Linked DNA regions of Homo sapiens: region 1 is linked to region 2. The links are chromatin loops, found by intact Hi-C in ENCODE. Cell type or tissue: MCF 10A. All regions are shown on one strand. Each heading gives the region's core, and the rest is flanking DNA. Links, peaks and the distances in the headings are about the cores only.

Region 1 (8,346 bases), core at 220-8,219, 110 kb before region 2:
AATGTGCAATTTTAAATTAATTTAAACCTTATTGTTTTCAAAATGCTTTCTACTTGTGAGATTAAAAAGTGTATTAATCAGGTTACAGATTCAGTTGCCCAAAACAGAGATGTATAATTACAGGGACTTAAATGAGACAGTTTAGTTCTTACACTCTTAAACACCTAAACTAGTATGGCAGCTCCATTCTGGGAAAAGCAGGGGCCCCAGGGTAGCCCTTTTCAGCATAGTTCACAATGGTCCTCTACCACATCCTCATTCCACTGGAGGAAGGGGGAAAGAAAGTGAAAGGCATGGCCCTTGCTTTTAGTTTATTTGTTTATTTAAAAAATTTTTGTTCTTGGCCCTTGCTTTTAAAGGTAGGACCTGGAAGTTCTCCATTACTTCCACTCCCATCCCATTGGCCAGAACTTGGTCATATGGCCACACCTAGGGGTAATGGGTGGTGGAGAATATAATCTATATTCAGACTCATTATATGTGTAGCTAAAACTCAAAATCCATCTTCATTGGATGAAGAGGAGGATGGCTGCAGTGGAACAATTAGGAATATCTGCCTCAGAGGGGACTTTGCTTCAGGAGTACCTGAGAACAATGGGGATGTCTGTGTAAACTTTATCTGTGTTTTCTTGATTCTTTATAACATTTCACCTCCATGCTCCTGCCGCAACTCAAATTCCTTCCTTATGCCAGCACTATATTATTACAGTCAATTCCTATCAGTCTCCCTAGTATAATTCTCCTTGCTTCATTCCCTTGCCCAAACCCTTGTCTTAAAACAGACCCCTATCCTACCATTAAGGGCCCTCCAGCTTTTGACCTCCACTTCCCAGACTTAATTCTCGTTAACACGTTACTTCCCTCTTTTCCCAGTCTTTCCAGACTGTAGAGACGTATCTCTTCTCTGAACTCTAATAACCAGTAGAGGGTGCGCTATGCAGTTTCACAGGTGATAGCTTATGTGCATGTGCATATGTGTGCATGAAGTGCATATGTGTTGGGGGTTTGGGAAGGCTGTTTTGTGGGGATGTTGGGAGTGAGTGGAAGTGAATGTGGAGAAGTAGGAAGGACCAGGATTGAGGATCTTATTAAGAAATACGTTAACCTATAGACACAGAGGCATTATCAAACACTCCTGGGATGAGGGCATCAAAAATTTATACTGGAAGAAATGCTAATTAGAAAAGAGTAATCAGACAAACTGCTCTTTGATCCCAGTGAATACTCGCTCAGTGCTAAGGTAAATCCTAGTGAGATTAGAAACTCAGGACAAATATGTAGAGATCTTGAATTACATGTGTTAGCAACAGTGATGAAATATTAATTGATTTGCTTGTTTTCCTATGTAGAAATACTTAAGAAAGTAGATTATGATATTCTAGAATTCCAGAAGGGAATATTTATTAATAGGCAGGCTAGGATCCCCTAGAGAGAGACAAAAATGGAGAAGTACAATAGGATGTCTAAAGAGAGAGAAGAAAAAGACTGGCTTCTTTTTATTCTTTCCTTCCTTTCTACTCCTCCTTCTGTCTCACTTCGCAGAGGTGGGCTGTGACCTCTAGCCTTTCCAAAGCACAAAACAGTGCTCCCTCCTGTCAGGGTTTTAGGAAACTGTGCTTCTTCCAACCAGATTCAATTTTTGCTCCCCATCCTCAGATCATCCAGCCTTTATCTCATATAATCATATCAGAGGTCTCAGTTTGAATTTAAACTTTAATCACCCTAAGATTTAGATATGTTGTGGTGATGAAATGGGTCTGAGAAGAAGAGGCCCAATATATGAGGGACTCAGAAGCCTCCATGAACTGTAGGTAAGAAAAAAATGAATGCTAGAAAAAATAGTGTTATCCACTCCTTCAAGGCCAGAAAGCCAAGGTTGAAGAAGAGAAGTGATTTTGAGAGGTACAGGCTGCAAACCAGCCCAACCCACAAAGAACTACACCTGAGTCTTAGAATGAATTAGATATAGTAAAAGTACAGGTAAAGAAGCTGTCTCCCTAAAATTCTCTATGGTACATTGCGAGCCCAAGGTATAGCAACATTATTCTCTAGACCTGTAGCAGCAACAAAAGATGTTGCTAGTGACTTTAGCAGAAGCCATTTCAGTGCTTATGAACTCAGTCACTAGTAGCCTTAGGTGGTTGGCATATCAGTGGGTCTTCGCATATATAGCAGTCACATTTGGCATCAGCATTGGTAAGTATAGAGATATCACCTCTGAGCCCCCAGCAGAAGAGGAAAATCATGGGAGACTAAAGTAACCAGGGTAATCCATTCACAAGCAAACGTGAAACATGTCTTTGGGCCATGGTTTCCACAAATAGGGTTAGAGTGGGTCTGAAGTTAGCCTCAGGCTCTCTGGGTTAGAGACTATGGCTAGATAGCTGGACTTCTGAGGCACTTAAAGCCATCCAGCCTAATCCTTTCCTTTGATAGAGGAGGAATCAGAGACCTTTGAAAAGTTAAAGATATGATCCAAGTCAGAGGGAGAAATTAGACCCCAAACTTAGGTCTTCTGATTCTTAGTCTGGTGCTCGATACTCAACACTAAATAGTTATCTTATTAAATGTAAGTCTTTTATGACGAGAGCTTCATTTTCAGATGTGTTATTCAGATTATTTGTGCAAAAAGGGGTACTGAAGAAATGTTAGTTAGAAAAGGAAAAAAAAAAACCCTCCATACTTGGTGTAGGATGGACAAGTCTCACAGTCCCACATAGTCATCCCTCTTATCTAACCCAGGTCTTGAGTTGTGTTCTTGGATTTTGACTTAGGCTAGCTCTTTCCCAAGGAGCTCTGTAGCCCAGCTCCTGCCACCAAGCCTCTCAAGAGAAGCAGGCATGGCTAGGTCTCTGGTGAGCACAATTAGGCTAAAACAGAAACACGTATTTAGGTTGGTGCAAAAGTAATTGCGGTTTTGCCATTACTTTTAATCCTGCTGTGGAAGGATGGAAGTCCTGGGCTTTGAAGAAGGATGGCATTGGAGCAGGAAGTCGACATGCAGCAGCAACACCTCAGTGGGGTACTGACAGGAAGAACTTGGGAGCAGTGTCTCCTGGAAGAGAACAGAGAGTCTTAGCCCATGTCTTCTACAGAGAAGGATGGGCTATGGTAGCTTTCTCCTTCCTTATCCTGCTTTTTCATCTATTCACTGTCTAAGTTGTTCTATTACCTTTCCCTTCTATCACCCTTTGATCTCTTACTTAGTTCTAAATCTGAAACAAGCCATTCCAATGGGATAAATCCTTTTCATTCATTTAAAATTACCATAAAGTATAGAATCCTCACTGGCAAGAAGCTTAAAGTTCTACAAAAAATTTATAAAACAAAAAATTCATGCCCTTAAAAAGGTCAAGCTACAGAGTCAAAATATGTACTTGCAATCAAAAGTATCCTGGGTACAAACTAATATAATATCTGGTAGGTGCTACTTTTGGAATACATTTCTAAAATGCAATGCTGTGTTTATATGCACTCTCTCATTTTGTTTTTATACTCTTTGTATGTGATTTGTAAATTTTTAATAGATATGGAAATAGAGGTTAAGAGAAATTGAGAAACTTATCCAAGTTCACACACAGCAAACAAGTTCTGGGGCTAAAATTCAAACTTCAGTATTCACAGAGATCTTCCACCACCCTCAAGTTGAGTACATTATAGCTGAGGACCACAGATATTATTGGCAATAATGAGTATGTGTGTCCCAGAAGAAAAGAAGTGTGCACTAAGCTCTGATGGTTGTGAAACTTTCTCCTAGCACCCATTATGTGTCTACTGGCTACTTTACATATAGAATCTTATTTAGTTCTAACAATCTCATGTAATCAAATATTTCAATTTTCACCTTATTGATTAAGAAACTGAAGACTGAAGAAGAAAATTAAGCATGGATGGTCCTGCAGCTACTAAAGATCAGTGTGGATTCCAACCCAGTCTGCCCTCAAGTGTGTGACTTTCACAGAGGTGACAGAGAGGGAATTTCAGCTGAGAAAACCATCAGGAGCATTAGTACCAGGGTAGAGAAATAAGTCAAATATACAAAGACAGAAAGAAAAATTTGATAAAGGTGAAACGCTGTGATCAAAAAGGGAGAAGTAAGGAAAGAGAGTGAAGCATTGGGAGGGAAAGTCACGGATAGGTCTTAAAGCCAAAGTAGAGGAATTGGGGTTTGATATTCCTGGCTGAGGGAATCTATTGCATGGTCTCAGGAAGGTTGGGACATGGTTAAGGTAGTGGGCTGAAAGATGGTTTTACTGTCTGTGTACCAGATGGAAAATAGGAGAGTGACTAGAAACTGCATGACTGCCTGGGACGTTTTCCCCAGTGTCCCCAGATTAATGATAATGGTGATGGCTGTCTTTCTGGGAAAGTATCTATGCACTCAGCTTTGATCTATGCACTTTACATGTATTTACCTCCTTAATATTCTCAATTAGTTTATGAAGTACTATTATCATCATCCCTATGTTATAGATAAAGAAAGTGAGGTTCCAAGAGCTAAGGAACACATAACAATTAAGTGGTAGGGCTAGAATGTAAGGAGGTCTGTGTGACTGCTCAGAGCTTAAGCTTTCCCTTATACCATGCTGCTTCTCACTGCTCTCCCTGTCACTCAGTAGCAAGAGTATCCTCATCAGTACAGCTTCCTACATAAAACCATTTAAGTGCAGCTGAAAAGAAGCAGCAGCAGTGAACTGCTAACACTTCTCTTGTCCCAGATGTTTGACTGTCCTGTACATGTGAGCACTAGATCAGATGTTAATGTCTCTGCCTGGGCTAAGAAGTTCTTGGCATGAGATGTTTCAGGCTGAGCTTGAGATTTAGACAGGCTGTTCTGGGTACAATGGGTGGAGACTTTCTTTGACACAACTGTAGCTTAGTAAAAGCTTCAGTAAAGGTGCTAATTGTGTACAACTTACCTGCAGAGGTTTCCTTTTCATAAATATTCTCTTTTCCCTCAAGGAAGCTGACTAGCTTCTGAGAGCCAAATTTCATTGCGTAACGGCAGAGACTTTAAAATACATCAAAGAGTGTGTCAAACTTTTCCACTCTCCTAACTGCAGGGGAACTAAATGCAAACCCTGTGGGAGCCGGGGGTGGGGTGAGGGGTTGGAAAAGAGTAGGTTAAGAACAAGACATTTCTTTGAAGTTTCATGTTTCATCTTAAGAATTTGTGTGAAGTTTCCATTCCCACAAAAGACATCTGTGTTTTAAAATTAAAATGTTTTCCTAAAACATTGGGTTTGTGAAATAAAATTAAAATGTTTTTAGAATTAGAGTCACCATGATAATCCAGGAGTTTCACGTCCTCCCCAACATAGCATCTCTTAATCCCAAAGTCAATTAAATCCATATGAGACACCCAAACATAACAATTTGCAACTAGATCTCTGTGGCCATGGGAATAGATTCTTCCAATCCTGTGTCTTGGCAAGCATAGTCAGAAGGTCATAACTCACATAAATGTCATGCACAGGACAGCTGCACCATGCAGAGATTGTTTGTAACCAAATATACCATCAGGGCTCCTGAAATACCTGAAGGTTAGTATAGTACAGTGGTTAAGAACAAGGCTTTACACTTAAAGAAACAGTGTTCAAATCCCAACTTGGTTGGTAACAGCTGTAGCACCTTGAGTTAGTTAGCCACTTAGAAAGGTTGAGTCCATGAATATGCATTATAGTGTTTAGAAAAATGCATGGCATATTTTAAATGCTCAATAAATGATAGCTTTAATTATAGTTAATAATTGTAAGATCATGAGATTTATTTTTTGAATGTAAAACTTAAAATATATAAAAGTATTACAAATTATTATTGCTTCTTAAAAGAAAAATAACCTTTACACAGAAAATATTTGATTATCTATTAGGTCTGGAAACCTGAAACAAAATTCTAGGTTAAATTTTCAAAAATGTACACCTACGTGATCCCTGCCCTCTAGGATATGGAAAGAAAAATTGTGATGCAGAAAATCGTACAGAAAAGTTATGAAAAAGCAATAAATGAACGAAAGTGATTTTCTGTCTCTTAGAAAAGTATCAAATTATTCTTATACACTAGTCTGGATGCCCAAGACTTGAGAAACAGCATAAAATTTACGGAAAAGATGAATATATGAATACTTAATGAGACTAGAAAATAGTAGAGGCAAAATCTGAAAACTGAATAATCAAGGAACACCAATTGAAGGAATATTTATTATAATAATTGAATAATATAAAACATAATGAAGTCCTTTAGACCCAGTATTCTGTTCTTGGGCTGGTGAGGAGTGTGGCATCTTTAATTTTTCAATCTACAAAAATTTATGGATTTATTGATCTAGATGTTATGTAACACTCTGGACTAGAATGTGTCAGTGTGCATTCTCAAGGAACCTGCAATGAAAGACTGTGGCAGTGTTTTTCCTTTCTCTATGATGGAAACACAGTAGTCTGATCCTTCAAGTTTCTTCCTATTCCTTACTTATTAGATCTATGATTTCTTTCGTTATGTCTCCAGTCCTTGCTAATTGGACAACTATGGTGCTGCGAAGACATCACTTCAGAACACCCTTCCCCTTCTAAGAAATTTATTTCATAGATATTCTGAAATAGAGATATCCAGAGGCAGTTCAGAATAAAAAAAATAATGTGTTGATTAGAGACTCCTGCAGCTACAGACACATATTTGTTGATTGGATTAATATAGGTTGGTGAGAAAAAGAGAAATTAGCACTTACTAGATTCTCTCTCCCCATGATGTGGCCAGAAAAACTGCAAGAGTTGTTTGGTGACCCAATTTTTAGAGGCATTATTATCAACTAAAACAGATATCTGCCCTTAAGGGAGATGAATCAGACCCAGAGGGCTCCACTAGGCTTCCTGCCAGAGACCCACTTCTAGCAGCTCTCCCTGCAGAATGCAAATTTGATCTAACAGGTAGCAACTCAAAGAAAGTAATTAATTTCTATGATTCTTTCATAGTCACACACCGCACACATATTTAGGGAATTGTCATAAATATTAATATTTAGGGAATGTCCATGTATATTCAGTGAATGGCAAAAAGATCTCCAGATAGTGCTCACGGAGTTCTCTGCAAGCTCCCTCTCAGTAACGGACAGATGAGGGGAAGGGGTGGAGGTAGATAAAGAAAGATAAAACAAGCTTTCTGTGCAGGCCTCTGAGTTGATGCGCCACCTTAGCTGAATTTGCAGGAGTATAATCTAAGCCAGAGGGCTGGCTGTCCTCTCTGACACATCTAATTAGACGTGGATTTATGCTTGCTTCATTCATGGTACTTGATCTCTAATATTTAGAGTTTATAGAGCAGGAAGCCCTTGAAGCCCTTCAGATTTTCCTGTGTAGCCCTTGAAGTCAGGGTGAAGGGAAAAACATAGCATTATGAATTGTTTTGATGCTGAGATTAAGTGTAGTTTTATATATCCTTGAAGGCCTACAATGATTTCATCCAGGAGATGCATGCTGGCATTTGAATCATCGTTCTAATTAGTATGAAAAGTAGATTAAGATATTAGCAATTTCTAATTATACTTTTGCTTTTAAATGTTAATATTAACATTTATACATTTATGACATTAAGAAAAAAAATTATACTATAATCCCACTACTCAGATTCCCAAAATGTATCTTCCTCTCTGACAATCATTCAGTGTATACTTAGATGTATAGATGCTTTTTGTATAGATATCATTATAGCACATATACAATTTTGGGGTTTTATTTTGCTTAATATTGTTTGATATAAGCTGTTCTCTGATTCTATTTAGGTTGGTGCAAAAGTAATTGACGTTTCTGCCATTACTTTCAATAGCAAAAACTGCAATTACTTCTGCACCAACCCAATACCTAGTGCTCATACTTTTTGTTGTAATTGCCATATAATCCTAATTAATGAGTAATTAAAACAATAGTATGGCTAAGAATTTATGATGGCATTTTATTTTGCCCAAACTTTGGTCAAGTTACTGATATTCTCTGAGTTTTAGTTTCTTCATCTGTAGAATATAGATAATAAGATCTATCTCATAGAGAGTGTGTATAGACTAAATGAGATAAACATGTGAAAGACTGTACAGGGTCTGGCTGACAGTAGGTGTTCAAGTCATGGATATTACTATAATTATGTTAAAGGTAGATTTCACCACCACAATCCACAAAAGGCAGTAATAACACAAGGCTCCTATGTATGCAACAGCTATTTTTGAAGTCTTTATTTTCCTAAGTCTCTATTCTTTGCCTATTGTAAATGTTATGGGCTGAATTTTACCCCTCACGCTGAGTGTTGAAGTTGAAGTCCTAACACCCATGAACCCAGAATGTGACCTTATTTAGAAGTAGG
Region 2 (8,346 bases), core at 235-8,234:
ATGGAAATATTTTTCCCCATGACCTGCCTTTTTCTCCCAAAAGTTGAATACTGCTTCAACAGTACAACAACAACAAAAAAATAAGGTATATAGAGTTCAGCAAATACAGGCTTTACCTGCTCCCTTTCTTCTTCCAGCAAATGAAGTGCAGTCATTTCTGTTTCTCTCTTGTATCCAAATAGTGAAGTCCCTATGCCACATACTGTAACACCTACTGAGACCTGGTAGGACAAACCTACACAGAGTATCCTGAGATGTACTGTCAGTCTTTATTCATTCTACTCAGCTTCTGATTAAGCTTCCTAAAACAGACCTCAGTGATTCCCCCTCTATTTTATTGGGACAGAAAAGATATTTCTTAACAGGTGAGTCCTCTTATCTGCTCCTACCCCAAACTTAGTCCTTTGAAAAGAGTTCTGCCCTAGCCATTGTAGTTCTCAGGCTTTTGCGAAGCAAAACCAGATGACAAGTGCCTCAACTGGTCAAAGAAGAAGAAGGAGCATGGGAAAGAAAATATCAAGGTTTTTGAGACAGCTAGGTTTCTAGAGAGGAAATAAGTGGAATAGAGGAAGAGTTCAAAGTTGCTGAAGATGTAAGATAAGTGGATAGGAGAGAAAGGAGCTCTCTAATAAATGCAGCTGTTGGTTATAAACTGGATAATGTTCAAGATTTGAATTTTCAATAATTTTTTCCTTGATTTTCTGAGGATATTTAAAAGTGGCACCAAGAGGGGCCCTAGGATTAAAGTTTTATGTATATATAGTTATCATTATATACATACAGTTATATAGATAGATACCTATCTATATGTGTGAATATATATATGGTTAGAGATCCATCTTTGTGTGTGTGTGTATATATGTATATGTGTATATGTGCATGTGTGTATATATATATGTGTGTATATATATATATATATGCTCTATTTCTTGAAATCCTAGTCATACTTTAAGGACTACTTAAAATGACACACCTATAAAATCCTTTCTGTTGTTTTCTAAATGGATATTATCTCAATCTCTCTCTTTCTCTTGCTCCATTGAACACCCTTAGCATTTTGTACCTATCCATTTATGACACTCACCTGATACTATTCTGTATTGTATTATTTTATTTATTGTTGTTTATTTATTTATTTGAGACAGAGTCTCATTCTGTTACCCAGGCTGGAGTGCGATTGTGTGATCTCGGTTCACTGCAACCTTCGCCACCCAGGTTCAAGCAATTCTCCTCAGTCTTCCGAGTAGCTGGGATTACAGGCATGCACCATTATGCCTGGCTAATTTTTGTATTGTTTTAGCAGAGATTGGGTTTCATCATGTTGGCCAGGATGGTCTTGAACTCCTGACCTCAGGTGATCCACCCGCCTCGGCCTCCAAAAGTGCTGGTATTACAAGCATGAGCCACCGTGCCCAGCCTGTATTGTGTTATGTTTAACTTTACTTGCTACTTCTTCCTGTCATAAGACTGTAAAGTGCTTTGGAGGACAGATTGCAACTGCTCATCTGTGTAGTCTGCACTATAAAACTATTGAATTGAATTTAGTTAAAATGGGCAAAGGTAAATTCTGATACAGTGTGGGTGTTTTGCAGGCTCTCTCAAACTAGCTTCTCATCTCGTATTCCCTCAGTAAATAGTACCTCCACCCATTCAACTGCTCAAGTTTGAAATGTAGGATAATGTTTTGATGCCTCCTTTTCTCTCAGTTTCCAAACACAATAGATCAAAAATACAGATTGATTTTACCTCCAAAATATTTCTTTGATCCAACTAGTTTTCCCCATTCCCATTGTCATTATTCTAGTCCATGATCCACACGTATTCTCCTGCAAAGGACCAGACAGGGAATATTTTAGGGGTTCAGGACCACATATGGGCTCTGTTACATATTCTTCATTTTTGTTATTATTGTTTTAACAAGTGTCTTAGTCAATTTAGGCTGCTACAACAAAGTACCAGAGAATGGGTGGCTTATAAACAACCACAATTTATTTTGTACAGTTCTGGAGGACGATAGTTCAAGATCAGGGTGCCAGCATGGGCAGTTCTGATGAGGACCTTCTTCTGGGTTGCAGCTTCCCAGTTTCTCCTTGTATCCTTATATGGTGGAAAGAGGGTGAGAATCCCTTCTGGGATTTCTTCTGTAAGGGCACTAATCCCATTAATAAAGGTCCCATCATCATGTCCCATTACCTCCAAAAGGCCCTTCCTCCTAATAGCATCACACTGGGGGCTAGGGCTTCAACATATGAATTTAGAAGAGGCAGGTCACAAGCATTCAGTACATTGCAACAGCCCTTTAAAAATGAAAAATTTTTCTTTGTCTTTGGGCCATACAGAAACAGGCTGTAGGCTGTGGTTTGCCGACCCCTGCTTCAGTCTGAGCCACCCTAGTCCCGCACCAGACCAATGCATCACTTTCTATCTGCTCTCCCCTCTTCTATGCTACCCTGCAATTAATGTTCCAGAATGATGTTTTAAACATGCAAATCTGATCCTTTTGTCTCTCTGTTTAAAGTCTTACGGTGGCTCTTTACTCTTAAGGAAAGATGAAAATCCTTAGCACAGTCAACTGGGCTCTTCATAGGTGGCTTCTTCCTTCATCTGTCACTACATTAATTATTAATTGCTCCTTTCTTTGACTCTGACATTTTCAGTCTTGCCTGCTAACTTTTGAATATGATATTTCTTCTACCTGGAAAATCCTGCCTCTTCCATCCTTTTGCCTATTAATGTTTACTATTCTTTCAAACTTCAACACAACTGTAATGGTAATTGATTAGATTCATTTATTATGTATTCCCATTGAGCCCTTGTCATTACATTGGATTCCAGAGAAGCAGACCTTGAGAGGAGGATTCATGTGCAAGTGCCCGCAGGAGAAACCATAAAGAAGTGCGTGTGAAGAGTAAGCGTAGGGAAGCCCAGTGTGTTCTTCTGGATCCTCTGAGGAGCAGATGCCTAGATGGAATTAAGCATCTGAGGATTTTATCAGGGAAATACCTATAAAAGTAAATTGGCAGAGGGTAATCAGGATGGGCTGGAAAAGCCATAAGGCTGTGATACAGGTCTGAGCCCATGTGAAGGAAGAAGGCAATGAAGGGTCGTGGGAGCATCCTAGACCCCTCTTCAGTCTAAGAAAAATTGGCTGAGGCTGTCAAATAGTTGTTGAGCCAAAGTTACCTGTCATGGGAATCCTAGGCCTCCTGGGAATGGGCCTGTCTTAGTGTCCCTGCCACGCTCAGTTGTTGGCTGGGAACAGCCTGGGGGAAGTGCAGCCCTGAGACAAACTCAGTGATGGAGTTCAGAAGCAGCAGCTGGGGCCATCAGTCAATTATGCTCTTTATAGCTGGAGGTCGGTGAGGTGCATTCTTAATGGCCACAACATCCAGCAAGGGTTCAGTCATCAAAGGCTCATGCTCAGCCTAATCAAGAGAACTCTGTAGTGTAAATGCTGCCCCTAACTTTGTTTTTCCAGAAGGCAAGGAGGCTGGGATTTTAGACTCTCCTACCAATCATTGGATAGGGGCACTTAAACTCCTAGGCAACTCCCACTTTCTATGCTTGCAGGCAATCCACTCCAGTGTTCTGAAGGCAGCCGTCCAGAAAATGATCAAGTGCAGTCAATTGGAAGCAAAGGCCCTCAGAAGCTGGGAGAGAAGTTCACAGAAACAATTCAAAGGTTTCAAAAGAATCTTGTCACAGCACCAATAGTGTCCAGTACAATTCTGTTCCTCCTCTTTTGTTTTCAACACCCTTGAAATGATGTGTTACTTAATATCTGTATTTTGTGCTACATTAGAATCTCCATGAGATTAGGGATTATATCTGTCTTGTTCCCTGGGACTAACATAATACCTGAAACAGCAGAAACTCAATAGCTGTTGAATTCTTCATAGAACTAACCAGAAACCTGCTTTGATTATACAGACTAAATTGAAGCAATTTTGCCATCGATTGGAAAATTAATAAACTAAAAAAGACTTATGAGCAAAGGCACCCTCAGCCTTACTATGTCTGTCTAATCCTTGTGCTATCAGGCTTCCCCAGGCCTTTTCACTCTTGAATGCTGGTAATAATATTTGGAGTTCAGGTAATGCAGCTGGAGCTTTATTCCATTTACTGCATTCTCACTGCTTCTAGCATCCTCTTAAGGCAATCAAGAGTCAAATAAGCTGTCACTTCCTGTATTTCCATCTATGGCCACAACAGTTGACTCTCCAATACTGATATACTGAAAGAACCGACCTTAAGAAATCACTTATCTCATTTGTTCTCCACCTCTTCAGATGTTTTTGGCTGCTGGGTCAGTTAAGGGCATTAGAGAACGGTTGCTTCATAGTCACTCCATTATTCCCTCTGATAGTCAGTCTGCTTTATGATGAAATGAAGAGAAACTGGATTTATAAGTCAAATAATCTCCTTTCAAGTTTTTATCCTGTCACTTGCTAGTTGTGTGATTTGGGACAAATCATTTAACTCCTTGTAAAGGGAGAGAAGGAAGGCTGTAAAAAAATTAAGTAATAAAAAGATAAACTCCTTGTGGTATATTTTGTTATTGTTCAAAAATATTTATTGCCCCTCTTAGGATGTCTTAGGTCATTCTTGCATTGCTATAAAGAAATACCCAAGTCTGGGTAATTTATAAAGAATAGAGGTTAAATTGGCTCACAGTTCTGCAGGCTGCACAGGAAGCATCCCACTGGCGTCTACTCACTTCTGGTGAGGACTCAGAAAGCTTTTGCTTATGACAGCAGGCTAAGTGAGAGCAGGTGTCTCACATGGCAGAGGGGGAGCAAGAGAGAGAGCGAGTGGGAGGTTCCACACATTTTTAAACAATCAGATCTCATGGGAACTCACTCATCAAGAAGGGGATGGTGCTAAGTCATTCATGAGAGATCCACCCCCTTGATCCAAACATCTCCCACCAGGCCCCACCTCCAATGCTGGGGATTACATTTCAACACGGGATTCGGTGGGGACACAAATCCAAACCATATCGTAGGGGAAAGATTGTATTTACATGCATTTTTGACATCAAGTTTGCCCAATGAAATATATAATGAAATATAAGTAGAACTAATGTTTGTTCCTTCTAAACAGAAGCTTTCAGAGACAATGCATATTGCACTATGCTTTCTCTTTGTCTCTGCTATGAGTATCAGCCATGTTTCAGACAGAGGCTGTTCCAATAACCTGGACTCTGCAGCAAAGACAACAATGAACAACACAGTCATATTTGATATAAAAGGACATGCAACGAACAAGAAATGAGCCTTTGTTCTTTCAAGTGTACTGTGATTTGGGGGTTGTTTGTTACTGCAATTTAAGCTAGTTTGTCCTGATTGATACACATTTCTTAGTTTTCTCCTCTGTAAAACATATGTTAAAATAATTCTTAATCTTCAAATTTGTTCATTCAGCAACTCTTTAGCTTGATCTTACTAAATTCAAGATACATGCTAGAAACCAGTAGGTTCCACAAAATTGAAATGGTGTCAGCCTCTTGTTATCGATAAGTTTATAAAATAATAAAAAGAACAGTAGTATATACATAATTAAATATATGTCAGAAATTTCTCAATACTACCAGATAGGAAGTGATAAAAATACTTTGGAAAATTAAAAGAAAGAGGTCCCTTTTTAACTGATAGCTTCAGAAACTCTTCCTTTAGGAGTATTGAGTTTGAAGGTTGGACAGCACCAAACTTGGGAAGCTAAAGTGGAGGAGGTTTTTCCTCCTAGTAGAAATGACTTGGGTATCAGGAAGCACAGATCATTTAAAGAGAAAAATATTTTAGTGATTTTAGTGTTTGTGAAGGGAGTAGAAATTAATATAGAATAGTACTTGGATGTCATGTGTTGAATAGTCTTAGCTAAGAAATTTGAACTTTATTTTATAGAAACTTAGTATTACTAACTTTTTGAGGCAGAGTATGACAGTAGTTTGTTAAATTAATTAGAAAGAGAGAAGTTAACATGGAAGCCCATTTAGAATATTATTGCTGTTTTGTAGACTAGCAGTCAGCATTTTTTTTTTGTAAAAGGCCAGAAAGTAAATATTTTAGGCTTTGTGAGTCATATAGCCTGTGTTGCAACTTCTCTACTCTGCCATCATAGCATGAAAGCAGACATAGACAAAAATAAAATAAATTAGCATAATTGTGTTCCAATAAAACTTTAGGGCTTTCATAGAATGTCCTGAAGGAATGGAAAACTCCCCTTGCCTTCCTTCCCTCCAGAGGCTTCATGTCACTCTGTACTATGCACTAATATTCTGCATGAAGACTTCCTTTAAAACAGGGTCATTTCTGCTTAAAAGAGAAATGATGACATCTGTTCCAGGGGAGAAAGTCTAAAAAGTAAAGAGAATCTAAACTAGGGCAGTGAAGGATGGAGAGGAGGAACAGAGTGAGAAATATTGATAGAGGGTGGATTTACGGGAATAAAGAACACTAAAGGCAGAGTAGCTTTGAGAGGGGAAAATTATTTCAATTCTGAACATATTGAGTTTGATGTGAAAGGCAAATGAGATAATGTAGTAAAAGGTGCTTCACAAACTGAGAAGTGAAATGGAAGGGTTGTTTTAAAAGGAAATGGCTGAAACAATTTTATGACTCAACACAAACCCAATCAACACTCCTGCAAAAACAATCAAAGCCCATGAGCTATATAGATTGTGGGACAGTCCTATTCAATTTCTAGGTCAACATCATGGCATTATGATATTATTTTTATCTCTACTATTTCCTTTGAAATGAAGGGCAGCTGTTCCAATAGACTGATGTAGGTGAATACATTTACCTGTTTACTCATGAGCCTAGATAGAACTGCTAAAAGAGTTGCAAAGCTATTTGTCTGCAAATCTTTAGTGGGTGAGATATTTAGTTCAGGAGTGAGGGATAAAATTTGATAAGCCCTCCTCAGCTTGGTTCTCCTTATTAGTTTTTTTTTTTTAGTGTTTCTTTAAAACTTGACCTTTATAGAAACAGATAAGATTACTTCTTCGTACCTTAATTATCAAGTCAAATGATAAGTTAAAAAAATGCAGCTTTTAAAGGTTTGTACTCGCGATAGTTTGCTGAGAATGATGGTTTCCAGCTTCATCCATGTCCCTACAAATGACATGAACTCATCATTTTTTATGGCTGCATACTCTCACAAGGACAAAAAACCAAACACCGCATGTTCTCACTCATAGGTGGGAATTGAACAATGAGAACACATGGACACAGGAAGGGGAACATCACACACCGGGGCCTGTTGTGGGGTGGGGGGAGTGGGGAGGGATAGCATTTGGAGACATACCTAATGTTAAATGACGAGTTACTGGGTGCAGCACACCAACATGGTATATGTATACATGTGTAACTAACCTGCACATTGTGCACATGTACCCTAAAACGTAAAGTATAATAAAAAAAATAAAATTTAAAAAATAATAAAAAAAAATAAAATAGAAGTTTGTACTCATAGGAATTCATTTACTGGGAGGAACTACTGTATGCATTTGTAAAACTTAAAGAATTGTCCTTTCCTTATTATCTTGCCTTACTTTAACTTTTTAGTTATATTAATGCCAGTTGAAGACTGAAGATTAAAGTCATTAGATAATTCACTGACACCAGAGACATTGACTCCATCATCTTGCTTCCCTGAAAGGAAGGAAGCAATGTACACATGCTAACCATTGTTAGAACGAGCAAGCTCATGAGATAGGAAACTTCTAATAACTTATTATGGCAAGGAAAAGAAGCAAAACCAGCAACAAGTAGCATTACATGGTGGTTAAGAGCCTGGCCTCTGGAGCCAAGCAGGCTGAGCTTGCCCTGTTATTTCTTAGCTATGTAACTGTTAAGCAAATCACTTAACTTCTTTGTGCCTCAGGTTCATCATTTGTTAAGTAAGAAAATAATACCTGGCCAGGTGCGGTAGCTCACGCCTGTAATCCCAGCACTTTGGGAGGCCGAGGCGGGTGAACCATTTGCGGTCAGGAGTTCAAGACCAGCCTGAGCAACATGGTGAAACCCCATCTCTACTAAAAATACAAAATTAGACAGGCATGGTGATACACGCCTGTAATCCCAGCTACTTCGGAGGCCGAGGCAGGAGAATCACTTGAACCTGCTGGGGGTGGAGGTTGCGGGGAGCAAGATCATGCCATTGCACTCCAGCCCAGGCAACAAGAGCGAAATGTCATCTCAGAAAAAAAAAAAGGCATTTTATATATATATATATATATATATACACACACACACACATATATATATACACATATATATACACATATATACATATATACACATATATACACATATATATACACATACATATGTACACATATAT

What was found. Peaks named below come from ENCODE experiments on the same cell type or tissue, not always from the same donor. Only the 100,000 strongest peaks of a DNase experiment are listed, where the experiment ranks them.
Region 1: it touches region 2 in a loop (2.1-fold over the local background); 2 of 110 quality-filtered maps call a loop at or near these places.

The regions. Positions count from the first base shown.
Region 1 is chr1:162,938,308-162,946,653 of GRCh38, forward strand. No RefSeq gene overlaps it. Among named protein-coding and RNA genes, the nearest start is that of CCDC190, 81 kb to the left of the region's middle. In MCF 10A, for the core only: no CTCF peak of the experiment used is centred there; a DNase peak (open chromatin) is centred at 5,004.
Region 2 is chr1:163,050,938-163,059,283 of GRCh38, forward strand. LOC107985223 (a long non-coding RNA gene) reads right to left here and starts at 4,523. Exons shown (of 3, transcript XR_001738274.2): 1 at 1,747-4,523. In MCF 10A, for the core only: no CTCF peak of the experiment used is centred there; no DNase peak of the experiment used is centred there.